7 separate regions of the Homo sapiens genome follow, and regions 1, 2, 3, 4, 6 and 7 are each linked to region 5. The links are chromatin loops, found by intact Hi-C in ENCODE. Cell type or tissue: endothelial cell of umbilical vein. All regions are shown on one strand. Region 1 has its middle 81 kb from the start of HAO1. Region 2 has its middle 56 kb from the start of FERMT1. Region 3 has its middle 19 kb from the start of FERMT1. Region 4 has its middle 4.4 kb from the start of MIR8062. Region 5 overlaps HAO1 (hydroxyacid oxidase 1). Region 6 has its middle 61 kb from the start of BMP2. Region 7 has its middle 140 kb from the start of LINC01428.

Region 1 (4,000 bases), 68 kb after region 5:
AGTGCAGTAGAATGGTCATAGCTTCCTACAGCCTTGAACTACTGGGCTCTGGCAATCCTCCTGCTTCAGCATCCCAAGCAGCAGCTGGGACTACAAACATCAGCCACCAGGGCTGGAAAAATTGTATTTTTTGTAGAGATGGGGTCTCACTTTGTTCCCGAGGCTGGTCTCAAACTCCTGGCCTCAAGCGAATCTCCTGTCTTGGTTTCTTAAAGTGGTGAGATTATAGGCATGAGCCACTGTGCCTAGCCTTACTCTGTATAACAAATTTTGATTCTTAAAATATTCATAATGTAACCAACTATTCATATTGGACTAAAAACTTACCAATTAAGTTTCCATTATTTAAAAATATAGGATATTTGAGGCAGGAGTCACTATTCATTTTATTTTCTATATTTCCTTTTTTTTTTTTAGAACAAATTCACTTATATAAACAAATAGTGTATGAGGGTAGAATATACTTTTAATTCCATGCTTTTGAAAAATGTATTCCGGACTACAGACCATTTTAAACATTTTTTTTGATATCATCTACATACAGCAAAATTTACTCTTTCTGTTGTACAGCTCTGAGAATTTTTTCTGTGATCACACCTAAAGGAATTATAAATGCTCATACACAATTTTATATTGTTCTGTTTTGTTTCTTGAGACAGGGTTTCTCTCTGTTGCTCAGGCTGAAGTGCAGTGGTACGATTACAGCTCACTGCAGCCTTGGCCTTCTGGGCTCAAGTGATCCTCCAATCTCAGTGCCCCAAGTAGCTGGGACTACTGGTGCACACCACCACTTTCTATTTCTTAATTTTTTGTACAGATGGGGTCTTGCTATGTTTCCCAGGCTGGTCTCAAACTCTTGGGCTCAAATCCTCCTGCCTCAGCCTCTCAAAGTGCTGGGGTTACAAGTGTGAGCCACCACAGTTGGCCCAGAGTTTTTTTAAAAACATAAATTTTCCTCACTTTTGCGTAAATACCTAGAAGTAGGATTGCTGTGTCATATAGTAAATGTATATTTAGCTATATAAAGAAATTGTCAGACTTTTGTAAAGTGGTTGTGCCATTTTTTTTTATTATACTTTAAGTTCTGGGATACATGTGAAGAATGTGCAGGTTTGTTACACAGGTATACACGTATGATGGTGGTTTGCTTCACCCATCAACCCGTCATGTACATTAGGTATTTCTCTTAATGCTCTCCCTCCCCTAACCCGCCACCCCCCGACAGGCCCCAGTGTGTGATGTTTCCCGCCCTGTGTTCATGAGTTCTCATTGTTCAGCCCCTACTTATGAGTGAGAACATGAAGTGTTTGGTTTCCTGTTCTTGTGTTAGTTTGCTGAGAATGATGGTTTCCGTGCCCGGCTAAGGTTCTATAGTTTTTACTTGGGTTTATAATACATATTGAATTTTTATACAAGGTGTATAAAAATTTCACACAAGATGTGAACTATGAGTTGAGGTTACATAGTTTTTGCAAAATTGTTTCAACAAAGTTTGTTGTAAAGATTATCATTTCCCTATTGAATTGCCTTTGTACAAAGGTAGAAAAATAACAGACTCAACGTATGGGTCTATATCTGCACTCTCTAATCAGTTCCTTTGATATATGATGATTAATTTCTCAAATTCTACAGCAGGATAGCTCTTTTTTAAACCTCAAAAATGTGAAAATAATTTTCCTTATAAATAGGAGACCTGAGAGCCTTTTGTATCCTTGGCGAATTCAGCTAAACTTTCTGGGCTCTGTTTCTTTATCTGTGGAATGTGGAATTGCATTAACGGAAATCTGAAGTCCTGTTTTTTCTTTCTTTTCCTCTTCCCTTCTTTTCACTTTCCTCTTCCCCTCTTTTCACTTTCCTCTTCCCCTCTTTTCACTTTCCTCTTCCCCTCTTTTCACTTTCCTCTTCCCCTCTTTTCACTTTCCTCTTCCCCCCAGCCTTCTCAGCCCTTCTCATCCTTTCTCTCTACCTTCTTCCCCCACCCCCATATTCTTTCTCTGTCTGGTCAGTAGATGGTGCTGTGCTGCAAGACATGTATTTGCTGGTTTCTTAAAACTTTTAAATATCACATTATGTCATCTGTTAATTCTACGCCTTATGACTACACTTTGAGAGCTGATCCTTAAATTGTTAATGGAACAACGATGTTCACACCCCTCCCTCTTTGAGAAGCTAAACCCCAGGCATGAGTTGGCTACTTAAACTAGGTACACTTTTTCACTGGAAACTTTGTCAAGAGATAAAGGCCTTTGATTAAGAGGAAATATTTTTTAAAAGCAATAGTGGGTAGTGACCCTGAAAACCCCAAATGTCCTTCAGCCCCATGTGTGACATTTGAGTTGGTGTGTGTTTACCCAAGGGCAAAAAATGGATGGCCATGAAGGACATAGGATAGGAAGCCCCTTTGCTCAAAATAAAATCCCAAGGTTAATTTGTTTGTGAATCACAGAGCCAGCTGTCTGTCCTGGCCCAGTATGACTTTTGTGGTGACAGCTGTTTCTACCAAGATTTGACGAGTGGGAATGAGGGCAGAGCTGGTGGTTGCGAGATGGGATGGAAGTGGGAGATGGATTGCAAGTATGGACTCTGGTTTCTTTAAAAAGGAAACCCATGGGTTTTTACATATTCTCAATTGAACTTGTAGTTCCTTTAGTTGCGCATAATGCTTTTACTTCCCGGGAGAGAAGAGGTGGGTGTGCATGGTTAGTTGTTTCTTCATGTCCCCTTAGGTTACAGTTTAATGATGGGTGTTTCATTTTCCAAAAGTTTAGCAAACTGTGAAGGTTTCCATAAAGGGCACTATATTTGCTTGCAAAAATCCAGTCTTTATTCCTCTGGCCCCAAAACCCTGAGGTACTGTGGACTCAAGTTTCTTAGAGCCTGATTGTTAAAATACCAAATGAAAGGCACTTCTTGGGGTTTATGGCATCATCCTGGTATTTCCATGTATAAATAATAATAATGTTCATTTGATAGTGCTTTATGGTTTCGAAAAGTAATTTTACCAACATATGCAATTATGCCTTTGCTTAGAAAGTAGATATTTGAATTAGGGCATTGGAGGTCAAAGCCAGAGAAGATCAGTGAGGAAGAAACACGTAGGTTACTGATGACTTCTATCCTCATTTAGGTCTCCAATTGGGTGTTTCAAATTAACACAATTGAGCTTCTACATCCATCCCCTAGCCACTCAATTTCCTATCTCCTCCATCTGGATACATGAAAATACCATCCTTTTATTTGCTCAGCCCCCAAGCTTTGGAGTTGTCTTTGATTCTCCTCTTTCTTATTCTACACCTGAGCTACAAGCAAAACCTGTTGGAATTACCTTTAAAATACAGTGTATTCAGAATCCGAAAACTTCTCACCACCTCCATTGGTACACCCTGGTCTGATCCACTATCATCACTTACATGAATTAGGACAAAAGTTTTCTAATAGATTCCCCTGCATCAGCCCCTGTCCACACTTTAATTTAGGCACAGCAGCAATAGAAATGCTGTTAATAGGTAAATTGGACCTTGTCAAGTCTTGGCCCAGAACCCTTTAAAGGCTTTTCGTCTCACATTGAGGAAGTGCAAAGACATTACAGTGGCCTACGCAGTCCTGTGTGATGTGACCTCTTCTATACTTTGGGATCCTATTTCCTATCACTGACCCTCTCTTACTCACTCCTGTTCTCCTGACTCCTTCTCAGATGTTCCAGGGGTGCTCCTCTCTTAGGATCTATTTACTTGTTCTTTATCTTTGAATGCTCCTCCCCCAAATATGATTCTCACTCTCATATCCTTCAGATCTTGAATCAATGTCACCTTCTTACTGTGGCCTTCCCTGGCTGCTTAACTTAAAATTGGACCCTCTCTCACATTTTCTGATCCTTTCCTAGCTTAATTTTTTCTTCAGCACTTATTACAAACATAATCTGCACTTAATTTGTCTTGCTTAACTTTCTGGAATATAAATTTCATGTGGGCAGGGATTCTTGTCTATTTTATTCATTACT
Region 2 (4,000 bases), 1.7 Mb after region 5:
TATTGCAGGTGGGCTCTCAGGGAAAGGGGAGTGGGAAAAGCAGGATGGAGTAGGAATCGTGTTACGCAAGTAGGAGGTAGTCTCAGCTGGACTTTACTTTCAGCCTGATTTCATGGGGAACCTTGGAGTGTGCGTAATATCACAAAATTGTTTCTACCTTTGGGCAAAGGACCAACATTTTGTATCCCATTTTCAGTCTGTCATTGTCTGAATTGCTGGATGCCCCAATTTTGGTTTCTGCCCAAAAAAAAAAGATGAAGTAACTTCCTTCAATGGGGGACAATTCTCTGGAGAAAGAAGCAACTATGTGTCACTAGGCATCAACTTGTACATATGAGGATGTGTGCCCCAGTCCAGTAGAAGGGATCTGGGTGGAGCACTAACAGTATCTGCCATAGATTTTCTCACTGAAAATAGACCTGAGGACTGAAAAACTTAACCGGCTTCTAGAATGGCACTCTCCTCAAGATGCTTGGCACACTGAGCCATTCTGGTCTCTCCTGTAGCAGGACAATTACAGAAAGTGTGGTCAACCCAGGCCACTGAGCAAAATATCTGTGTTTCCTCTGAAGGAGCCCAAATCTACTACTATGTTCTAAGGTCCAGCAGTTAGCTCCCATGGTGCAGCCTGAGTTTCAGATACAGCTTCTAGAGCGTTTACCGGACATGGAACCCAAGATGAAAAGCATCACATATTCATACCTGCCCTGCTGCATTCTCTGGAAGGTGCTGCAAGCCACACAGTCAAGCTAACAAGCTCCTGAAACTGCTGGTTCTGACAGAGCCTTGTGGGTCTGAGTGGTCTCATCCTTGGGACAAAAGCAACTGAACTTGGAATGTTGCTTGCTTTTATCCAGTGGTGTCAGGCTGAAGTGAGGTCAAGATGCATCTCCCAGAACCTGTGGCCCAGTCTGAGACCCATGGTGTTTCACTCAATCCACACACTTTTAACAAACTTTCCACTGCCAGCAATCTGATAGGAAAAGGTTAAGCAAGTCTGCCGCTTTCAGATTTCACTCCAGATTTCCTCTGGGTTGAAGAGGGCCAAGTTACAATAATTCCTCCTTTTCACTAGAAATGGAAAGAGTTTAGAGAATACCGAGACAATGAACAAGTCTTTCCAAATAATCTATTTTTAAAATTGCAGGCAGAATTGCAATGTACAGATTAATTTCCTCCTAAAATATAGATGGAGTTTGAAAATAGGAAGAAAGGAAGCCTAAACAAATCAATTTTGGCAGAAGTTAAAACATTCGAAAACAACTTGAATATTCTAGCTGCCCTCTAGCAGGAAATGGAAAAAATGTGAAAGCCTACTAACAATTAATATTAGAGAAGTCAGTGCTTCTAATAAGAATACACACACACACACACTATATATATATATATATATATATATATATATATATATATATATATATATATATAGAGAGAGAGAGAGAGAGAGAGAGAGAGAGAGAGAGAGAGAGTGTCTTGTATTTTATTTTCCTGCATTTGTGTCCTATCCCTTTTATATATAGTAAGCTTTTTTCCAGGAAGGTTTGATTCAGGCTCACTTTCATATACCCACTTCTACCCCTGTGTCTTGCACACAGAAGGCACTCAATCAGTATTTGTTGAATTTATGAGTAAATAAAACAGCAGAAATTTAGTTAAACCATTTTATGATCTGCTACCATCATCATTAATAGCACAACTTATCACTTACCCAACTTTAAAAAAAATTGGAACAAGTCCTCTTAACACTTTAGCACCTTATGTATAAATGACTTGCCAAAAACAAACTGAACTGCAAAGCCTTTAAAAGCAAAATCTGTTCCCTAATGCACTTCAATATCCGCAAATAATTCTGAGGGTAGAGAAATTCGTTGCATAAGGATGCCCTCTGCTGGAAAACACTTTTCCATGAAGCACAAAGGACGAACTTGCTTCATGGGTTCACCTACACTTCACATTTCCTTACCAAAGGAGAAAAAGGCCCACAGAGCCTAAATCTGAAACCCTAATGTGTCAAAAGGCTTGTAAACACTGAGGAGTAATCTTAGAATGCCATTGTTCTCATTTTAGGTAGAGTCATTTCAAAGTAAGGCACAAGAAGAAAGAAATCTTAAAAGATAAACTTCAGAAAGGTGTTCAGGTCCTAGCACTCAGAACATTTCATATGTGCTCAATTTTATCCCATCAATCCTGCCTTTTGAGACTGTTTTTCAGGATTTGTTTAGGATCAGAAGCACTAAGTCCAGTCTCTTGGTTGAATTTCATCTACAGAAATTATATCCTGATATTTTTCCTTATATTTCAGGAGATTGCTCACCTTCTGGCCCAATCTGATCTTAGTAATGCTAAAAGCAGACTAATTATTGACTTTTAAAATCTAGATAGCCCCTTTATTTCTTGTTCTCCCTCTCTTCTCCATCCTCCTTCTGTGTCTCTGTATTCTAGTTGGTTGTTTTATGTCCCATAAATTAATGTTTCTAGGAAGCCTCCTTTGGGGAAGCTGTTCATCTTTTACTGTTCTGCAAGGACACTGAGAAATTCTCTCCTATTAGACTTTGACATCAGTAGCATATGAAGGGTTAAAACCAACAGCCCAGCAGCCATAGCACTAACCAAAAGAGTAGGGGGCAGGAACCACAGGAAGTGCTGACATGGACGTGTCAGAAGTGGCTGGAATGGATAATTTCTTACTTGGAAACAAGTTCTGAGGTTCAGTTAAAACTCTCATTTTCACCTTTGCAATTTGGATTGGAGCAAATAACTGAAGAATAGTCAGCTAGTCTTTAGGATGGGAATAGTGCCTCAGGAGTACCCTTCTAGGAAAAAAGAGGGTCTGTAATGCAAGAACTCAAGTGCCCTTTTTCCCATCTCTCTCATCTCCTATCCTTCGGAACCTTCCTCCTGAGGATGCTCTGACTCTAGCCCACCCACCAATCCCCCTCAGCCCAGTTCCTTGGGAAAGTAAACCCCAGAGTTGCTTGCAAATCTCACAGAGAAGGTGTTCAAATTTTAGTTTAGCTAAGCTGGTGTGATGGTTAACACTGAGTGTCAACTTGATTGGATTGAAGGATGAAAAGTATTGATCCTGGGTGTGTCTGTGAGGGTGTTGCCAAAGGAGATTAACATTTGAGTCAGTGGGCTGGGAAAAGCAGATCCACCCTTAATCTGGGTAGGCACCATCTAATCAGCTGCCAGCATAGCTAGAATATAAAGCAAGCAGAAAAACATGAAAAGACTAGACTGGCCAAGCCTCCCAGCCTACATCTTTCTCTCGTGCTGGATGCTTCCTGCCCTCAAATATTGGACTCCAAGTTCTTCAGTTTTGGGACTCAGACTGACGCTCCTTGCTTCTCAGCTTATAGATGGCCTATTGTGGGACCTTGTGATTGTGCGAGTTAATTCTTAATAAACTCCCCTTCATATATATATATTTCATTAGTTCTGTCCCTCTAGAGAACCCTGACCAATACAGCTGGTTTGGGTTAACATTGCATAAAATTGTACAGAGCCTTTCTGGGGACTGGTCAATAGGATTATTTGGGTAGTATGTTGTTCCTCTCCAGAAAAGGCCAGCTGGATGTCCATCCAAAGGTCTCAGAGGGACACACGGATTGCCTTTGTGAGTATCCTAAAGTGAAGCCTGGCCCTCAGCCCCTTCAGTCTCAGTACCGGGTTTTGTCAGCACACTGGGAATGGATTCACCTGGGAATCACTTGGGGAACTCCAAAAAGTATGGCATCTGAATCACATCATCAGAGATTCTCATTTAATTGATCTGGGGGTGGCCTTCCATTTGGGTGTTTAGAAGCTTTCCCAGGTGATTCTAATGGATTCTAATGGGATTCTCATTCTAATGGCCAATGGCATAGACTCACATTAATCAAGCTCAAGGACATCTTCTCAGTTGACAATGAGAAATCATTGTCATGGGAAAGGAAAGGCATGAATCCATAGGATCATTGCATTCTTTACCTGTCTGGATATATGTGGGAGCTGAATCATA
Region 3 (4,000 bases), 1.8 Mb after region 5:
TCATGAGGTCAGGAGATCGAGACCATCCTGACTAACACAGCGAAACCCGGTCTCTACTAAAAATACAAAAAAAATTAGCCAGGCATGGTGGCGGGCGCCTGTAGTCCCAGCTACTCCGGAGGCTGAGGCAGGAGAATGGCGTGAACCCGGGAGGCGGAGCTTGCAGTGAGCCAAGATCGCGCCACTGCATTCCAGCCTGGGCGACAGAGCGAGATTCCGTCTCAAAATAAAAATAAAGAAAACGTGGTACATATACACCATGGAATACTATGCAGCCATAAAAGCAAATGAGATCATGTCCTTTGCAGGAACATGGGTGAAGGTAGAGGTCATTACCCTTAACAAATTAATGCAGGAACAGAAAACCAAATACCACATGTTCTCACTTATAAATGGGAGCTAAATGATGAGAACATATGGACACATAGAGGGGAACAACACACACTGGGGCATATTGGAGGGTGGAGGGTGGAAGGAGGGAGAGAATCAGGAAAAATAACAATTGGATAGTGGGCTTAATACCTGGGTGACAAAATAATCTGTACAACAAACCCCCATGGCACAAGTTTACCTATATAATGAAACTGCACATGTGTCCCTGAACTTCAAACAAAAGTTTTTTTTAAAAGATTGTTTACAATAATATAATATAAAAGTCTGAAATTTCTATTGGCAGCATAGTCCCAGGTACTACTGTTACTGTGTTTGTTGCCTGCATTTACAATCAAAGGAAATACTAATTTTCTGTTAGAGGCTAGTGATTTTTCCCCATGTGAATTCACACTGAGTTTGGCTTAAGATCTTACTTAAAACCCTGTAATCAAGGCACTTACTTCATTTTTTAAAAATAACAGCAGTGTGGTGGCTCACGCCTGTAATCCCAGCATTTTGGGAGGCCAAGGTGGATGGATGTCTTGAGCCCAGGAGTTCGAGACCAGCCTAGGCAACATAGGGAAACCCTGTCTCCACAAAAAAAAAAAAAAGCCAGGCATGGTCGCGTATGCCTGTAGCCCAGCTACTTGGGAGGCCAAGGCAGGAGGATTGCTTGAGCCCAAGAGGTTAAGGCTGCAGTAAGTTGAGATGGCACCACTGCACTCCAGCCTGGGCCACAGAGTGAGACTCTGCCTCCAAAAAATAAATAAATAAATTATGCTCCAGAAAGTTAAAATGGAAGGGCACTATCCTTCTCAAATCCATAGAAACCCCCCTTTTTCAACTCAATTCAAATGTTACTAAGCACCTATTGTGTACAGAGACCTTTGTATGCTCAAAATGGGCAAGAGAAACAACAAAAGTAACGGGAAGTCGGTGACAACATAAAAATAAAGCAAGGATTCTAAGAATTGATATAGGAAAATCTGTTCTCCAACTTAAAAATTGACATATTTATGTTCTAAATCTAATGAAATTAAACCAAGGTGGAAGATAAGGAGGGTTATAGGATTTACAAACGTGACGACAGCGACATCTAGTGGGAACCATTGATAAAGCACCTCTAGTGTTTTACTGCAAAGAGGCATGCACAGCCAGCCACGTTCATGAAATATTTGCTACACCTATTATAGATTAATATCGAGTCAGGCCCTGGCCGGCAGCCCATCCGTCTTCTTTTCTCCTCGGGCTGCATCCCACATCATGAGTGGCCTCATGCACATGCACCTCAGCCAAGTCCCAGATAGAAAGTAGGTAAAGAAAATTATTCTGGCTGTTTTCTCTAACACAGACTAATTGGAGATTCCGTGCCAAAGTAAAAAGTCATGCAGGTATTAAATGAACAAACCTAGGCAAGCGATATTTTTCTGTAAGAACAAAGAAAAACATGTGTACTGAAGTAGGCTATGATATTGAAGACCTAGGGTAGGGTCATTCAGTTCCACAAACTGCTTCCACGTTCTCATTCTCTTGGATCATTCATTTTTCCTTCCTTCACCAAATCCAGCGTGCTTTACAGGTAATGCAACAGCAGTGAGAGAAAGGGGGAGAGGTGAAAGGAGCACGGATTGTGTTTGAAGGAAAGTGAGGCCCCCTCGGCCACCTTTCAGGCCAAAAGTACACACATTTATGTCCTACTCCTAAGGACAGGTTGAAATCTGGGTGGTCAGAGTAAAATGGCTGGAGAAGATCCCGTGCAGTTCCTGGAAACATGTTCAGGGTCATTTGCCCAGGGAATTCCTGAGTCCCAGGTACAGGTACCCAAAGTGAGGTTTAGAAGAGCAGAGGCGGACTCCAGGTGAACACTGTCCTCTGCCTGATGGTCTCCCTAGTCAGTGGCACGGATGTGGCCAGAAGAAGTCCATTGCAAGGGGCCTCTACATTGTGGGTTCTTGCCAAAATCTAAGGGTAGTACTGCTCTTACCTGTCCTGCCTTTTTGCACATTTCCTGGTTGGGACCATTTTTATGATGGCAGCCAACGGTTTAAGCATGTACGTAGTGTGTGTGGAATAAGAATGAGAGAGACAGACAAACCACACATGTCTTTCTAAAAGCCCTCTGTCAGCCAACATGTCTTAGACTTCATTATGCACAGCAATCCCCTGGGACCTTCTTAGAATGCAGATTCTGGCTCAGTGGGTCTGGGGATGGGGCACCAAAACCTTCATTTCTAACAGCTCCCAGGTTGATGCTGCTCAGGGGCCAGTGGCAAGGCTGCAGTAGACATGATTTTTGTCTGCCCAGCATCCCATTTTTTTTTTTTTTGGAGAACTCACTCCTCTCCTATTCTACAGAAAGCCCACTCAGCCTGTGTGGTTTGTTTGAGGCTGGTTCCACCTCCCCAAGAGTGGGCACGTGCCTCCAGCCAGGCTGTGAGAAGCCTTCCCAGGACATTGCAGAACAAATCATTGTCTCCAACTGTGCGGTTTTATTGGGCTGGAGCTGCTGTAGGTCATCCTTTCCACCAGGTGGGGCCAGCCCGAGAATGATGCCACCACAGAGGAGAAGAGAGCCAAAGATGGCAGGAAAGAGGCAGGTCTTGGGTGAATCTCTGGATCCAGCCATGCCTCCAGACTTCCCAGCTATGGCCAATAAATTCCTTTTCTTCCTGAGCTAGTTTGAAATGGGTCTCTTCATTTGCAATGAACATTCTTTCTGATTTCACTCTTGATCTAATGAAAGATGAGGATGGAAGCTGATTTCCAAGTGGAGAAGCTCCCTGCCCCCATTCTAAGGTCCACCATTCCCAGAAGCCTGCCCAAGCCCTCACATCAGCAGTGAGCCCCCTGCACTGAAGCCCATCCCTCTTGCTGCTTAGTCCCCTTGTTTGGAACTTTTCATTTACACCAATAACAAATCATAACCCCACTTACATAGCATTTTCCAGTTTCAAAACCTTTTTCAAATATATAGTCCAGACAAGAGCTAAGCTGCCTGGGTTTAAATTTCATCTTCGCCACTTCTTTTTAATTTTTTTAATGTTTGCAGCTACATAGTAGGTCCATATATTTATGGGGTACATGAGATGTTTTGATAAAGGCATGCAATGTATAATAATTACATCATAGATAATGGAGTATCTGTCCCCTCAAGCATTTATCTTTTGTATTACAAACAATTCAATTATACCCTTTTAGTTATTTTTAAATGTACAATTAAATTATTATTGGCTATAGCCAGCCTGACACTTCTTAGCTATACAACGTTGAGCTGGTTACTTGGCTTCTCTGTGCCTGCACTGCCTCATTTGTAAAATGGGGATAATTGTGACTCCTGATTCATGGGGCTGCCACTGTGTTTGGTTAGTTAATATGTGTTACAATCTTTGAACAGTTCCCAGCTCATGGTAAGGTCTATGCAAATGCCACTATTACTATAACTATCAGTATTGTTATTATTTTATCCCCAAAATAAGCCCTCAATATCAGCATTATTTTTATCCTCATTCCTATTTTGTCGATGAGCAGACTAAAAATGATGGTGTGACAAACTCATATAGTGAACAATATCACTGAGATAATTTCAAGTCATCTGAGTCTATATTCCTAACAACAATCTTCCCCAAGC
Region 4 (4,000 bases), 550 kb after region 5:
CAAAAACAAAAACAAACAAAAAAACCCCTGAAAACAAAAAAATCAGCAGATCTCACATGATGAGACTCACTCATTAGCAAGAGAACAGCCTGGAAGAAACCACCCCCATGATCCAATTACCTCCACCTGGTCCTGCCCTTGACACATGGAGAGTACAATTCAAGATGAGATTTGGGGTGGAAACACAGCCAAACCATATCAGTATGGTTTAAGGAGAGGCGTATATGTGCCAAGATGAGAAGGGGTAGAATTGTGATAGTAAAGTTTATGTATTAGCTTTGCTGGGCTATCGAGTGGCTAGACATTAGGTCAAACATTCTGGGCCCTTATGTAAGGATGCCCCTGAATGAGATTAACATTTGAATAGGTAGACTGAGTAAAGCAGATTGACATCTCTAATGTGGGTGGAACTCTTCCAGTTAGTCGAAGGGGCCCTAATGGAACAAAAAAGTTAATCCTCTTGCAAATAAGAGGGAATTTCTGTTTTAGTGCTGGGACATTAGATTTTTTTCCTGCTTTCAGACTCATATTGAGACATATTTTCTTTCTGGGTCTTGAGCCCACCAGCATTTTGGACTGGAAATATACCATAAGCTCTCTTTGGTTCCCAGTTTGCCAACTGCAGATTGTCAGCCTCCGTAATCAAATAAGTCAATTTCTTATAATGAATATCTATCTATCTATTTATCTATAAATATATAATGAGTGTGTGTCTGTACATAGACACACACACATATATATGCATCAAGAGATTCAGTCTACCCATTCAAATGTTAATTTCATTCAGTAGCACCTTCATAGACATGTCCAGAATGTTTGACCTACATGCATAGAGAGATTAATTATAAGAAATTGTGTACACAGACACAAACACACATCTTATCAGTTCTATTTCTCTGGAAAAACCTAATACAGATTTCAGAATTATTTTTTATTTTGAATTAAGTGAAGTTCAGTTCCTTAGTTGGGATTTGCAGAAAAAAACTGTATAAGTTGAGAAGCATTTAGGGCTTTTTATTCTGGAATTTAAACAAGCTGATTTGAGCAGTGATTTCGTACCTCCACATGTCCTGGAATTTGAGATTGAAATTCAATGCTGCATTTGGTTTACCTGTGAAGCCTAAATCCTAATCACATTTCAATAATAGAGATGAAAATCTGGGTGGGGAAACATCATCCAACAACTGCACACAGTGTGCCAACTTTGTGTTAGATTCTGAAAGGTGCATAATGAGGAAAAGTGACCTCATGGAACACTGTACCTAGTGGGAAAGGAAGACCTTCTCCACATAAGTGCACAAGTAAATTCATAACCACAAATGTGGATACTATTTCAAGGGATTTAGTGAATTACCTGAGAGTATTTGTGATAGAGGCTTAATTGCCTCTAAATTATCAGAGAAAGCTTGTTGAGGAGGTGACAGGTAAAGTAAAATCTGAAGGACGTGGAAGAAGTGACCAAGTGAAAGGTGGAAGGAAGATTATCCTAGAACAAGAGAAAGCTTGTGGAAAGACCCTAGGGCAAAGATAGAGGGACAGAAAAAGTCATTAAGGCAACGCAACAATGGTAACTGGATATTTAATTATCAGAACAACTATTTCAGAAAGTCTATTTATTGTTGCATCTTCAATTTGCATAATTATGAATACTTATATATAAATATATTTGTATGTGTATATATAAAATAACATATACGTAAACGTTATACAAGTGTTTGAATAAAAGTTGTATGGTTTATACAATTGCTCAGCTGTTTATTCATAGATATAGTTGTAATTATTTATACACATATTTGTAAACACCAAGAAAAACCACCCTTCCTGTTTTAAATATCTTTACTGGCAATACCTGAAAATACCACCAGATGGTGATGTTTCTCCTAAAAGAATGATACTTCCTATTTTTTTTTTTTTTTTTTAAAAAAACGATATTAATTAATTCAAAATTTAATGGTGTCCTTGTCTGCTAATTCTAACATCCGAGGGAGTTTAGGATTCATTGGGAAGGATTGATTGACTCCATCATAATGAATTGTATCTTTCTGTTCTTTGCATGCCTGTAAATTGTTGGTTTAATACCAGATATTGTAAAGTTTTGCTTCCTGGGTGCTGAATATTCTTTTATTTATATTAATATGCTTGAATTTTGTTTAGGAATACAGCTGAATTACTTATTCAATAGTAATAGTTTTATCTTCCTGAGTCTTGTTTTTGAAATGTGTTAGGTGGCATGAGCACACTCAGTCTGGATCTGATTGTTTCCCATTACTAAGGCAAGATCTTTCTGTGCACTCTACACAGCGCCCCTTGAATCTTGAGGTTTTGTAACTAACCTAGCTGATGGGAATGGGCACTATTTCCAATCTCTTGTGAATCCAGTTAGACAGGACAGTGGCAATTTTTTCAGGTGGTTCTTTCCTCAGTCTCAGGTAGTTTCCTCATATACACAAACAAATCAAATACACAAGGGAACCCTCCGCAGACCTCCAGAGTCCTCGCTCTCTACATTTCTCTCCTCTCTGGTACTCTGCCCTGCCAACTTCAGCTACGTTGTTCTCTGCAGACTCTCAAATCTATTATCAATAAGGAATTTCTTGAGATTTTCCTAGGTACCCAAGGCAGCCATCTGGGGTAAATGAAACACTCATCTCATTTGACTTCCATCGCTCAGCAATCACTCGCCCTTCTTGCCTCATGTCCAGTGTCTGGCAAAATTTGTTTCATATGTTTTGTGTTTTTCAGTTGTTCTTCCTTGGCCAGAAGTAGAAGTCACTTTCTTGCTTTTTAACCAAAGATTTCAGATAACTTTTTTTTGGTGGGGGGAGTGTGTGTAATTTTAATTTTTTTTTTTTTTTTTTTTTTTTTTTTTGAGACAGAGTCTTACTCTGTCACCCAAGCTGGAGTGCAGTACCACCATCATAGCTCATTGAGGCCTGGAACTCCTGGGCTCAAGCAATCCTCCTGCCTCAGTCTCCTAAGTAGCAGGAACATATAGGTGCATGCCACTGTGCTCGGCTAATGTTTTGTTTTGTTTTGTAGAGACAGGGTCTCACTATGTTGCTCAAGCTGGTCTTGAACTCCTGGGCTCAAGTAATTCTCCTGTCCCAGCCTCCCAAACTGTTGGGGTTGCAGGTGTGAGGCACCACACCTGGAGTCTGTTATATTATTCTTAATATTGACTCATTCAAAATACACTGTGCAATTGCTCTGAACAACAATAATGCTAGGCTAGGGATATCAATGTGATCCTGTAACTGAACAAATTAAACACACAAATGTTTAGATACAGAAATAAGAAGGTAGATTTTTTTTGCTTGCAATTCACAATCATGTGCCTCATAACAACATTTAGGTCAATGATGGACTTCATATACAATGATGATCCCATGAGATTATAAGACAGTATTTTTACTGAACATTACCTATGTTTAGATATGCTTAGATACACAAATACTTACCATTGTGTTACAGTTGCCTACAGTATTCAGTACAGAAACATGCTATACACGTTTATGGCTTAGGAGCAAGAGACTATACCATATAGCCTAGAAGTACATCTAGATTTGTGTAAGTACACTTTAGGATGTTCATACAAGGGCAAAAATTACCCAACTGCACATTCCTCAGGAGGTATTATCCCCCTCATTTAGCAACAAATGACTGTAGTTTTGTTTTATTGGATTTTTCTAAATGATTATTAAAAAAACAGAATATTTTATGAAGACAAAGGTAATGACACTAAAGTGAAGGCTTCTTTAGAAGACAGGTCAAGTCACACAATTCTTTAGTTTAGAAGGTTGAAGTGGAAATATTGAGTGTTACAGACCAGAACTTCTCAACCTTTAACATATATATAAATCATGATCTTGTCAAAATGCACATTTTGGTTGCAGAGGACTTGGATGAGGCCTGAGATGCTGCATTTGTAATAAACTCTCAAAGGATACAGGTGCTCCTAAGTGATGTACTGAATTCGGCAAATAAGAGTCATCTGTGGCCT
Region 5 (4,000 bases):
GGTGTCCTGTATGTTTGCTCAATCTGGCAACCCTGGATGAATAAGAGCTCTCACCTGAGGATTTCTTGTGAGGATTCATGAAATAAATGCTAGAAATGCTTACACACTATCTTTATTTGCCCCTCAGAGCCCAAAGTCTCTGAAATCTTTATCTTTCACACACAAAAACTCACTTTCAGAAAAGTATATTCCATTTACATCTAGTGGAAATAAAAATTGTTCTTTTTCTTTGTGAAAAATATTTTTATTTTAAGCTTTATGCAGAAACCTCAGGGAAAAAAAGGTACTTTTAGGAGCCAGGCTTGTAATGTAAATGTCCAAAAAAGATGAAATTGAAACAAACAAACAAACAAACAAACAAACAAACAAACAAAAAACAGTGCAAGCTCCTGTGTGGAGACTGCAGTGAGTCTGAGATTGCATGTTCCATCAGAAGGGGGCAGCCACATCTTAGCTCTTGATGACCCAAGGGAGCAGGGATGTGGGGTTGCCAAATCTTCCAAAATTTTAAGAAGCCAGAAATCTTGATTTCTATGTACAATCTCCTGGTTTTTAAATGTGGGCAAATAAATCAAAATTCCCTAAAACACTGTTTGGGGCAACAATGTGTGGGCCAAAGTAAATACTTTTGTGGGCTACAAGTGTCCCCTAGGCTGTACATCTGGGACATCTGATTTATGTGGAAATTTACCGAGAACTAGTTTTATTTCTGTGGCAGGTCATTTTCACTTTCTAGGATTATGTTTCTTCATTGATAAAGTGAGCTACTTGAGCAAGACCAGTGGATTGAATGCCACGTCCCAAGGAGGCTGGGGTTGTTTCCAGGGATCTTACAGAACTTAGGTGTGATACTGAGCATGAGCTACTTGTGTTGCATTTTGGTGTTCAAAAGAAAAGTTCTTTAAATAGTTCTGCTGGAAAGACAAAAAAAAAAAAAAGAAAAAACTTTCACAACAAAAATCTCCAAAAACAAAAACCCAGAAAACTGGCATAGAAGTGGATGATCTTTGCAATTTTTTTCAGTATATAAATAAATGATTTTGATCCCATTTAAAATTTTATCAAATGCAAAAAGAAACAATTCAAAGTATAGAGCTACCTTTTCTTACTCTACTGAAATCTACACTTTATGTCAGCCCTGGAGGGTTTAGACGCACTTTATGTCAGCCCACTTCTTTCGACTGCACTATGTCAGCCTTGGAGGGTTTAGATGAGGCAGTGAGCATTTGAATGCTTTTAATTTCCATTTTTCAAAGTACATTCTTGGTCTATAGGAGAGGAACAAGATATGTAACTATCTCTGACTATTGCTAAAAACACAAACGTCTTTAATAAATGTTGCATAAACTCAGAAAGTGATACTTCAAAGTCTTGTGAAAAATGATGATCACCAGCATTTATACAGCAATTAGTATGTGCCACGCAATTTGACTTTATTATTTATTCATCTATCTTTACCACCATCTTAAAATATGTGAGTGCAAAACCCTGAGAAACTTTCTCCAACTCCTGTGGGTGTGGAAATCGAGGCTTAGAGAGGTTAATGCTTTGCTCAGATTATTAATCACTTAGGCAGTGCTACCTATAATATCCTGCTCTGTTACTGGTATTTCCAAACGTCATTAACTGTAGCAAGAATCCTAAGGCAAGCACTATGCTATCATCTTAAAATATTTATTGCAAACATCCTATGTTTTATTGTTTTATCTTTTTAACTTTGAGAAGATAAAATAAGCCACAGAAGTGAAATTAATTGGGAAATCATTCGCTTTTTGCAAAATTTGGGAGCATAAACAATGGGTCATGAATTACAATCAAACAAAAGATAAAATTCTAAGAAGTCTTTTAAAGTGGAAAAAAATAACTGAAAAATACTGAATGGAGGGCAGTTTTTCATGCACTGTGTTACGAATAAAAAATTTGATTCAATGGATTACTTAATCAACATTTTAATAGTTGTAAATCTTATAATATTTAAGCTGTTTTATAAGTGCCTCTACTTATAATGGCACATCCGTTTGAAACTCTAGCAGATCATTTTTATTTATTTTTTTGAATTTTTTTCTTTATATTCTTTAAAGAAGGATACAAAATTATTTCTATGAATATTTAACATATGGAAGGAAATAGCAATAATAAACATAAATGCTAACACATATAAAATAGGTGGTATCATTAGGCTAAATTTTAGTCTTCCAGGATAAGTAGAACATCTCTGACTTCTCAAATATCCAATTAATAAAATGCTTACTATACCATTTGGTGCTTTAAGAACATTGCCATGGAAACCTCTCAGGTTTTATGCACAGTAGCTATAATAAAATTTTCCTTCATCTTTCATGGAGCTACTTGAGATTTTTTTTCTCCCTTTAAACATGAGAAATCAAAAAGAAAGAGAAAAGAAGGATTAAATATTCATTTATCCTTTTGCTTCTGACTTGTTATGTGGGCAAGTGCCACATGAGGGAGTGCTGGGACCTCATATCAAGAAAAATTAAAACCTACCTAATGCGTTCCAGGAATGTTCAGCATATTAGCAAATTCTTATTAAACTGTCAAAAAAAAAAAAAGTTTTAAAAGAAATTCCAGCCCCTGGATGCAATTAGAGGCTACCACACTGGATTTGATGGGCCATAAAACCATTAAATCTAAACACTTTCTTTTTGAGCCTAAAAGGCCAGAACATTCCAAAGTGAAGTTTTGGGACTCAGCTATGACTTGACCACCTATTAAGATGCAGGTGGAACAGATTGCAGAGTAACACAAAGAGCCACACAGACCCCAGATGACTGCATTAGGGTGTAGGTGAGAGTTTTAGCTGTTGAATTTTCTGGATTTTCCAAGATTAAGTGATCAACCTTAACAATGAGTGAAAGACCATTCAACAGGAAGAATTGTCATTTCCTTTGCTCTAAACCCAAACGATGTATTTTTTGAAAGCTTTATTGATTTATATATTTATGTGTTGTGCTAGGCGACCGACTAGATATATGTTTCAGCATACCTACTAGGAAAATATCCCCATTATTCTCAATTTTACCTAATCCAGGCAAAGCACTGGACTTGCTTTAAGGAACATTTTTACTCTTTCTGAAGTGGAGTGCCTGTCATGTATCAGGTGCAATGCTTGGACTTTACGTTCTTGTGATTAATCCTTACAATAGGCCTGTGAAGTAATTCTCATTCTGTTTGACAGTAGAGAAGAAGGAAGCCCTTGACCAAGGTCTAGTGCCAGTAATGGTGGTGATGGGGTTTGAACCTAAGTCTGTTTCACTCTAAAGTGTAACCAAATTTTATGTTTTAGACTTGCTTTTCTAACAATAAAAAGTCAGTGACATGCTCTTTCTGTGTGTAAGCACTCACACACACACACACAAACACACATCCGTATTACATATGCTTATATATGTATTAAAAGATTATGGACATTTGATATATATACATATACTAAAATGTATAATTCATTGCTAAAGTATTTTCATATAAATAGTGGCTTCAGTGTTAAAATCACTTTGCAATGAAACAAGATTGTTGATTAAAACACCTATTAAAAAATTAGAATCTAGCCATATTAAAGACAGTCATCGAATGGAGTGATTTCTACGATTTTGCACCAAAATTTAAGCTATTGGGTGGCTTTCTTGAGAGCATGAGATTGCTTCTTCTCAGAATTATTAATGTGCCTGATGACATTAAAATGTGACAGTGAAAAAAGTCAGAGGCTCACATGTGTATCCCAACACTGAAGTTGTTAAACACTGGGAGGTTGGTTGAAGTTGTTGTGTGCAAACTCAATACTCCTTAAAACCATTATTTAAAGGCCTATCACTGTGTTATGGTCTCCATATGATCTGCCATTTATGCCAGGACTTGACAATTCAGTAAAATGACAGAATAATAACACAGGAATCACTGCAGTAGAGCTAATGTTTTAGTCTGTTGCAGAGTTCTGCCCTAGAAATACAGTGAAAACAAGGAAGGGAGAGCTAAGATGTCCCTG
Region 6 (4,000 bases), 1.1 Mb after region 5:
GATACTCCATTGAAAACAAACCAACGAAACAAAAATTCCAGTACTTAAAGAATTTATATTCTAATTGGAGGAGACAGACAGTAAACAATAATCATAATTAACAGGTAAGTGCTTTTGAATGTGGAAAATGAAGAGGTTAGGAGTCTGGTTGGGGACAGGTTCGAACTGTAAAATGTGTGGGCCAGGTAGACTTAATTAAGAAGGCAGCATTTGAACAAAGATGGAAAGATGGTAAGAAATTCTATCGTCTGCATATTTGGAGAACGAGCAGTCCAGGAAGAGCACATAGGCAATGCAAAGACCCTAGTGTATTCAAGACATAACAAGAAAGCTAGTTTCTTAGTTTGAATGAATAAAAGGAGAACAGGAGGAAACAAGGTCAGAAGTAAAGGGGTCAGATGATATAGGGCCCTGGAGATGGTGGTAGGATATTGGCTTTTCTCTGAAATAGATGGGTGAAGAGCCTGACTATCAGGCTGGAAATCAGCACATGAATAAGCGATAATCATTTAGTTATTATTATTATTATCATCAAATATTCTATAGGGTCTCCAAGGCGGGATCATTACCCTACTTAACATAAGTAAGTGGAAATGAAATTTTTGTGACTTGCCCGAATTTGAAATGTCAGCTATCGGCAAAACCAAAGTCATAGCCTGATTTCTTATAATGCGCTTTCTTTAGGTGGTAATATAAATAGTTTCCCATCTTCTCAATAATATGACAAGTCGTTTGTCTTAGAGTATGTGTGAAGTGAGAACAGGCCTCATGGATGGCTGGAGTGGCATCTCAGGAAACTGCAAGCAATTCAGATTCCAAGTGGGATGGGAGGCACTAGGTTTCCATAAAATGCTCATACACTTGCTTTCAGAGAAACATGAAGGGATAATTTTCACAGTTCCCCCACTAAGGCTGTGCCTGTAAGCATATCCTCCCACTTGTGGATTTATTTGCCTTGGTGCACTGTGATGTCTGAGGCCTAACTGAATTGTCTGTAAGGTAGTTCTGTACTCAGAGTAGACTACAGGGGGAGCTCATCCTACTAATTTATGGCTTGTCTCATGCACAACCTGCAAAGGATGTTCTTCTAAGGGTCTACATCCCTATGGAGCAGATGTTTCCTCAAGAACACTCACTCCCAGCTGAGCTTTCCTCAAATAACCTTGCTCCTTGGACCTGAAAGACAGCTCTAGTCCCTCATTGTACATGTGACAAGCCCAAGCATGCCTGCTCTGCCATATAGTATCTATCATGATGCTAGTCCTGAAATTACACAAAGGCAATTACAGGGGGACAATGTCTCATCTCTGAGATGGAATCTGCAAAGATATAGGACTCCTCCCCAACCAGGTGGCAGTCAATGCCAGTGAATCCGACTACAGCAGCTGCCAGCTTAACAAAAAAACAAACAAACAAACAAACAAAGAAAAAAAAAGAAAAAAAAAACAGTGATATCTCTCTTTCTTTCATATTGGCAAACAACCCCTGTCATCTCCTCCTAGCTTTCTGATAGCCCACTTAATGGGTCAAATTAGTTGGCTCTTGCTAAGTCTTCTAGTAAAAAATTATTCTTTGCCACTTGTTTTCAGAGTTGCTTTAAGAGGCCCATAGGGGCAGGCAAGTCAGAAAATGAGAACTCTTTAACAAACAAGGGCAAACCTCCCTGTCCCTGATGTAGAGGAAAAGACCTACAGGCTATTAAAAGGACCTCCCTCTGATTAATAAGAGTATTGACCTCTGGTCTAAATCAATTTTTGTGGAAGAAAGAAAATGGACTCTTGGAGAGGTAGGACAGAGTGGTAAAGCACTTAAAAAAAAATAAATAGCAGTCATTTCCCTTCTGCATACACTGTGTACACTGGCATGCTACCCTTCCTAGTGATCTGCAGAGATTCTGACCTGGGGTTTTCCATTCTATTGCACTCGCTGTTGCCACCTGCTGGTGACATATCATGATTGACATACATACATAGTTGGGGGAGGAATTTTTATGGGAAGCACAAATTGCAAACTTAAGGCCACATCAATAGTCTTTATTCCCTGGGGACTCAGTCTTTCTGGAGATGGGAAAATATGTGTCCAGAAAGCAAAAGAAGAGGATGCTACTTATACTTTCCCTTCAAGAAGTTCAATATGTTTCAGTCCTATTATTCCACCAACACAAGAGATTCCTTTACTATCTTTCTATGGGGCAAGTTGGGCATGTATCCTCGTGACCACTACAGATGTGCTATCTTAATCGTGTATGTTGAAGACTAAATGTTTTCAGTGTAATAGAACTTGACCTCAAATAGAAGATTGCTTTTAGTTTCCCTTAAGCAAACACGGAAGGCAAAAGAGAAACCCCCCTGCCTGTTTCAAGGTGCCTGGAGCTGAGAGGTTGCAGCACATCCCATCATTTATGAAAGAGCTCTCAGAAGTATACAGCCCTACGTTCCCAGAAAACCTCAAGGTAAGCAAGTTGTTTGAAGTAAAGCAAGTCTATTTTTTAAAGGCCCATGTCGAGCTGTAATTTGCTGAGGAATAAGAAATGAAAATACGTTTCCTTAGATTTCTCCACACTCATAAATAGCCAATACCATAGTGCATGTTTCCTTGGAAATTCAGACACATTCAAAGCCACGGTGCATAGCTATACATGTTTAACTTGTAAATTTATTGTGATAGAATAGGAAGGTTTAAAATGAAAATACACCAAGTATCAGGAAGTTCAAGAGTTAAAGTCCCCACAGCAACCTTAACACACACTCTCAGTGTATAAATGTCACATCATAAAGAAGTTTAAGAAATTTTCTTCAGTAGTAATGTCCAGTATTGAATATTCCCAGTATGGACAACTTAACACCTATATGTATTCCCATTATGTGTTCTAATTTTTAAAGGGAATTGTGTTTTAATGTAGATATTCATATTTCATTCATTCATTTCATTCATTCATGCCCTGGGTCTTGTCTCTTCTCAATAAATTTTATTTAGGTTATCCCATCCAGTTCCACAGCTTTAAATGCTACCTATATTTGAGATATTCTCTCTCTCTCTCTTTTTTTATTTTAGAAGCAGAGTCTGACTTTGTAGCCCAGGGTAGAGTGTAGTGGTGCGATCACAGCTCACTGCAGCCCCGAACTTCCGGGCTGAAGCAATTCTTCCACCTCAGCCTCCCTAGTAATTAGGACAACAAGCAGTTGCCACCACACCTATTTATTTTTATTTTTATTTTTTGTAGAGACAGGGTGTTGCAATACTTTCCAGGCTGGCCTTGAACTCCTAGCCTCAAGCAATCTGCCTCACTTGGATGCCAAAAGTGCTACGATTACAGGCATGAGCCTCTACACCTGGCCCTAGTGATTATTAAATCCATTTCTCCATTCCTAATTTATCCCCATAATTTTGGAATCATAGCCAATTGCCAACTGTCATCTCTATTGAAAAAAGGGTCTACTTCTGGGGCCACTTGTGTAGCTGTTGGCAGGCCTCCATTTCTTGCTGGCTGTTGATCCTTGCCACACAGGCCTCTCCTTAAGGTAGCTCAAAACTTAGGAGCTTGTTTCTTTCAGAGCAAGAGATCCAAGAAAGAGAGAGACCAAGATGGAAGTCATAGCCTTTATAACCTAGTCTCAGAAGCAGCAGACCATCACTTCTGCTGTACTCTATTGGTTACATTGAGACTAACCCTGGTAAAATGCAGAAGACTTCCAAAGGGTGTAAATACCAAAAGGAGAGAATCACTGAGGGCAAATATGGAAGTTAGCTATCATAGAATCATAGCTCCAGTCTTCACCCTCTATTGCCTGGATACCTGAAATTGCCTTCTATTCCATCTTTCTGCTTCTCTCCTTGCCATCTATTAACCACTCAGCAGCCAGAACTATCTTTTTTAAAACATAAATTATTCTTGTACTTAAAACCTACAATGGCTCCCCATTGCACTTAAAATAAGATCCAATCTCTTAATCTGGTTCCTGCCCAGCTGTCAACCTCATGTTCCCTCACTGCCAACACT
Region 7 (4,000 bases), 810 kb after region 5:
GGGGGGAGGGATAGCATTGGGAGATATACCTAATGCTAGATGACACATTAGTGGGTGCAGCGCACCAGCATGGCACATGTATACATATGTAACTAGCCTGCACAATGTGCACATGTACCCTAAAACTTAGAGTATAATAAAAAAAAAAAAAAAAAAAAGACTCTAAAAAAAAAAAAAAAAAAAAAAAAAAATTTTGTCATGTTCTACTAAGTTTTCACAATCAATCTTCTCTAAACTATGTGAGCTGCTGGTCTTATTGAAAGTTTAACCAGGTTTGCAACGGCCTCATCTATTCCTCAGCCTGCTGTGTGACCTTGGATCTTACCATTGGTTCTCTGCTTATTGGCACTTCCATATAAGACAGGGCAGAAGACACAAAAAAGCATGGAACCCCTGTCAGTCAAATGGACTCCTCTGTAGCAGTTCCAGAGCAAAAAAAATGGGATGAAAAGTTGAAACATTTGACTTTCAAGAGGTTTGGGCATAATATGGAAATTCCATCCACAACTCCTCTATTTACCATTCTTGGTTATAAACTAAATTTCGTCTTTTTCTGAGATTTAAGATTCCTTGTCTATGCTTGGTGTGGCCTATTTACTTTGACAACCTTGCAACAAAATCATTACTATATCAACTTTTCAGCTACTGAGGAAAAAGCCAAAAAAAAAAAAAAACTTATAAACTGTTGTACGAATGTAGCCTTGTGAATGTGGGAAGTGTGAAATACAACTTTTTGACAGCTGTAAAATTGTCCCATAATGAAAATAGGGGGACCTATAATTTAGTTTTATATTTTTCACATTAACAATAGCACGAGTAGCTAAAAATATAGTTTAAGTCATCCAAGTAGTACTTCTCAATATTATGTCTGGGTTAAAAAAATTCAGGTTTGTGTTTGGCTAGGTTAATATAAACAACCATATAATAATTTCGTTTCACAGCCCATCCCGTATTTACAACACAAATGCAGACAGAGTTTATGAAGTCAGACTTCTCTAGAAAACCATCTGAATAATACAAGAGCCATAATTCAACAAAATACCAAAGAATGTATTATTTCTGGTACTCTCAACTGTTCTCTAAACAATATGGTTAGGTGTAGAACAAGGTTTTTATTTTTCTCTAATTGATCTGTATGTATATTTGAAATTTTATGGAACTATAAATAGATAAAGAAAAGTGAACAGCTCAATTGATTTTCACAAACTGAACACTTCCATGTATCCTGTTCCCAGGTTAAAAAAAAAAAAAAAAAGCAACAGGAATATCCCAAGAAGCCTCTTTGGAATCCCTTCAATTTACTACTCCACTCCCCACAACCAAAGCTTCAAAGGTAAATCTCTCACACGTTGATTAGTTTCACTCAATTCTGAATGTTTTATGAATTGAATAAAGGGTAGTGGATTCTAACAATCAACTCACATGTTTAAGTATATTTCCAACTCCAGGACAGAAAATTCCATGGTAATATTCCAATGTTAAAATGATGCAATTTAAATATGCAAAACATAGCCTACAACTTTGATCGGAATAAAAGTCATGACCATGGAGTATGTATTTATGCAAGAAATCTTGGATCGCCTTCTGTCCCAGACAAGATCCTAAGTTATACATAATTGTTGAAGGGATAATAATAATAAATGATTATTGATCTTCCCTGCGTTAGACATGATTCTAAGTATTGATGGGATATATCATTTAATTGTTAAAATAACACTATCTGCTTGGACTCTGTTTCACAGAGAAAACAAACAGGAGGTAACTTACCCAAGACCACTCAGCTAGGATGTGGTGGAGGGAAATGTGGCTTCAAAGTCTGCACATTTAATTTCTAAACCAAAACTTTTTCCATAATATAGGTATCTCTTTACCTTCCCACAGGCAATGCTTCTAATGCAACCACTGAAGAAGAACAAGACTCATAACTTGTGAACACACCTGTTAAGATAATTAAGCAGACGCTGAATGCCCTTTTGTCTCTGTGAAAGTATGGAACTCTAAGAAAGTGGAGCAAACAAACTGGTGTCAACTGTGGAAGGCTTAAAGCTTTCGTCCCTGGAACCTCTATTTAATAGAGTGGAGCAGTCTTATGAGGAAGAGTTAGGTGATAGAGAAAATCATATTAAAGCTAGGAATAAATAAAACTGCACATATTCACATATTTGTAGATCAGTTCTCAGTTACAGGAGATTCTCCCGCAGGGGATATTTCACAGTGTCTGGAGACTTCTGTGTGGTCCCAACGGCGGGGGAGGGTGGATGAAGTAGAGTGGTGATGAGGGAATGGTTGTGTGCCATCTAGTGGGGAGAGGCCAGGGATGTGGTAAACATCCTGCAATGCACAGGACAGCCTCCCATAGCAAAGAAGTATTCAGTCTCGAAATCAGTCGTGCCGAGGTTGAAAACTCCTGAGCTAGACAATGGCTTGGAATTGAAGTCTTCCTACGTTTCTGAATTTTATCCTATGCGGAATAGTGGAACAAGGAGGAAATTTACAGCGAAACAGGCCTGAGTGTGGGCCTAGTGTGTGTCATTGCTGTAGATGAGACTGATGACCACGTTGGACCACCTGCTTTTATGGGGAAAAGACGACAAGCAAGACTCACCTCACGAAGGCATCTAATATAGGGCAGGACCTGTCACTATCCTAGGTGCTGAGAACTTTTCTTATAAGTCTGGATTATAGGATCCTAATTTCTTAAAGAATGAATGGCTAGTGGATAGTAGTTTGTTTTTTTTTTTTTTTTTGACATTTTAGCAGTTTGAAATAAAAATACAAGACAGTTTCCCAAATGAAGTTTAACTTAGCAGAAAAACAATTTAGTTATCAGAATAATTTTTATGCTAAGCACTCTGGTTGGGTGGTAGAAAATATGTTAATCAGATTCCTACTTCGTAGGCAAAGTAATTCGGAAGCATCAACTAAATGCTGTTGTCTCCCCAGAGTTTCCCAAACCTTCGAATACATTAAAATCTCTGTGGGTTTTGGTGAAGGGCAGGTCCTGATTCTGCAAGTCTGGTGCAGGACCTGAGATTCTGGCATTTCTGACAAGCTTCCAGGGTGTATCTCTGCTGCCACTGGTCCTGGGTTTCCCTTTACGTGGTGAACCTCTGAGCTATACAGAATTGTTAAAGCACAGAAAAATAAATGACAATGCTCTTTGAAATACACACGGAAGCTGTAACAATAGTCATTTAGTTTACATAACAGTCGAATACAATAAATAAATGCTAGGCTCCCTCTGGGTAATAAAGCTCAACTTCCTAGACTTATTCCGAAACAATTAAGAAAACAGGTTGAAGATCTTTTAGTTGCAGTGGGGAGATTGAAAAGGATAAAGGCAGATATTAAATCCAAGATTTCTTAGATAGAGCCTGATCATCAGCTTAGGGCTCTGTACTCCTCTGAAGCAAACTGGGCCTAGGATTGCAATGCAGTTTTTGTGAAGTAGTTGAACTTAAGGGATCTCATCATTACTTAAAGCCTCAGACAAGAGGAAGCCCAGAGCTCTATAATGAAAACATTCTGTGGCTGCTGAGGCCCCTAAACTCTGCAAGGAATAGATTACTGTCAGGGGATGTGTCAAAGAGTTTATGTTTAGGGCAATGGAATTACTGTACTTAATAAAGTCTCAAAGGGCTAGCGGTTGACTCTTAAAATTACTGGGGAGACTTTAAAGCTTCATAAGGAAGAAAGGATGGAATGTTAAAAGGACAGAGGCCTATGTAAACCTGGTTAACGTTTTATCACCTGCTGAAACTCTAAACAGGGTCCACAGACAGTCCTCAGAGATCTGCAGATTCCTCCAGCTGGCACATGCGCACACATAGGTTTCTAAGAACTGAATTCATACATTTCATTAGGGTATCAGGATGGTCAGGATAGATCTGCATGTCTCCAGCTTTCTCCTCCTTTTGTAAGTTCTGTGGTTCTAGCTAATGACAACTAACTAATCAAACCATTCCAACTCCTACTGCTCTCCCGCTCCTGGAACATGTTA

What was found. Peaks named below come from ENCODE experiments on the same cell type or tissue, not always from the same donor. Only the 100,000 strongest peaks of a DNase experiment are listed, where the experiment ranks them.
Region 1: a loop joins it to region 5, with 7 times the contacts of the local background. A loop is called at or near these places in 3 of 110 quality-filtered maps.
Region 2: it touches region 5 in a loop (10-fold over the local background); 2 of 110 quality-filtered maps call a loop at or near these places.
Region 3: a loop joins it to region 5, with 7 times the contacts of the local background. A loop is called at or near these places in 5 of 110 quality-filtered maps.
Region 4: it touches region 5 in a loop (5-fold over the local background); 3 of 110 quality-filtered maps call a loop at or near these places.
Region 6: a loop joins it to region 5, with 23 times the contacts of the local background. A loop is called at or near these places in 8 of 110 quality-filtered maps.
Region 7: it touches region 5 in a loop (5-fold over the local background); 6 of 110 quality-filtered maps call a loop at or near these places.

Annotation. Positions count from the first base shown.
Region 1 is chr20:7,857,530-7,861,529 of GRCh38, reverse strand. No RefSeq gene overlaps it. Among named protein-coding and RNA genes, the nearest start is that of HAO1, 81 kb to the left of the region's middle. RefSeq lists an enhancer at 3,928-4,000. In endothelial cell of umbilical vein, a CTCF peak has its summit at 2,027 (motif pointing right); a DNase peak (open chromatin) is centred at 2,079; H3K27ac peaks cover 795 bases.
Region 2 is chr20:6,176,612-6,180,611 of GRCh38, reverse strand. No RefSeq gene overlaps it. Among named protein-coding and RNA genes, the nearest start is that of FERMT1, 56 kb to the right of the region's middle. In endothelial cell of umbilical vein, a CTCF peak has its summit at 1,897 (motif pointing left); a DNase peak (open chromatin) is centred at 1,861; H3K27me3 peaks cover 211 bases.
Region 3 is chr20:6,140,062-6,144,061 of GRCh38, reverse strand. No RefSeq gene overlaps it. Among named protein-coding and RNA genes, the nearest start is that of FERMT1, 19 kb to the right of the region's middle. In endothelial cell of umbilical vein, CTCF peaks have their summits at 1,502 (motif pointing left) and 2,910 (motif pointing right); a DNase peak (open chromatin) is centred at 1,461.
Region 4 is chr20:7,373,983-7,377,982 of GRCh38, reverse strand. No RefSeq gene overlaps it. Among named protein-coding and RNA genes, the nearest start is that of MIR8062, 4.4 kb to the right of the region's middle. In endothelial cell of umbilical vein, a CTCF peak has its summit at 1,850 (motif pointing right); no DNase peak of the experiment used is centred here.
Region 5 is chr20:7,925,434-7,929,433 of GRCh38, reverse strand. The region is part of intron 2 of HAO1 (hydroxyacid oxidase 1); the gene reads left to right. Among named protein-coding and RNA genes, the nearest start is that of HAO1, 13 kb to the left of the region's middle. In endothelial cell of umbilical vein, a CTCF peak has its summit at 2,454; DNase peaks (open chromatin) are centred at 2,493 and 2,923; H3K27ac peaks cover 1,600 bases.
Region 6 is chr20:6,826,930-6,830,929 of GRCh38, reverse strand. No RefSeq gene overlaps it. Among named protein-coding and RNA genes, the nearest start is that of BMP2, 61 kb to the right of the region's middle. In endothelial cell of umbilical vein, a CTCF peak has its summit at 1,945 (motif pointing left); a DNase peak (open chromatin) is centred at 1,919.
Region 7 is chr20:7,112,333-7,116,332 of GRCh38, reverse strand. No RefSeq gene overlaps it. Among named protein-coding and RNA genes, the nearest start is that of LINC01428, 140 kb to the left of the region's middle. In endothelial cell of umbilical vein, a CTCF peak has its summit at 2,314 (motif pointing left); a DNase peak (open chromatin) is centred at 2,282.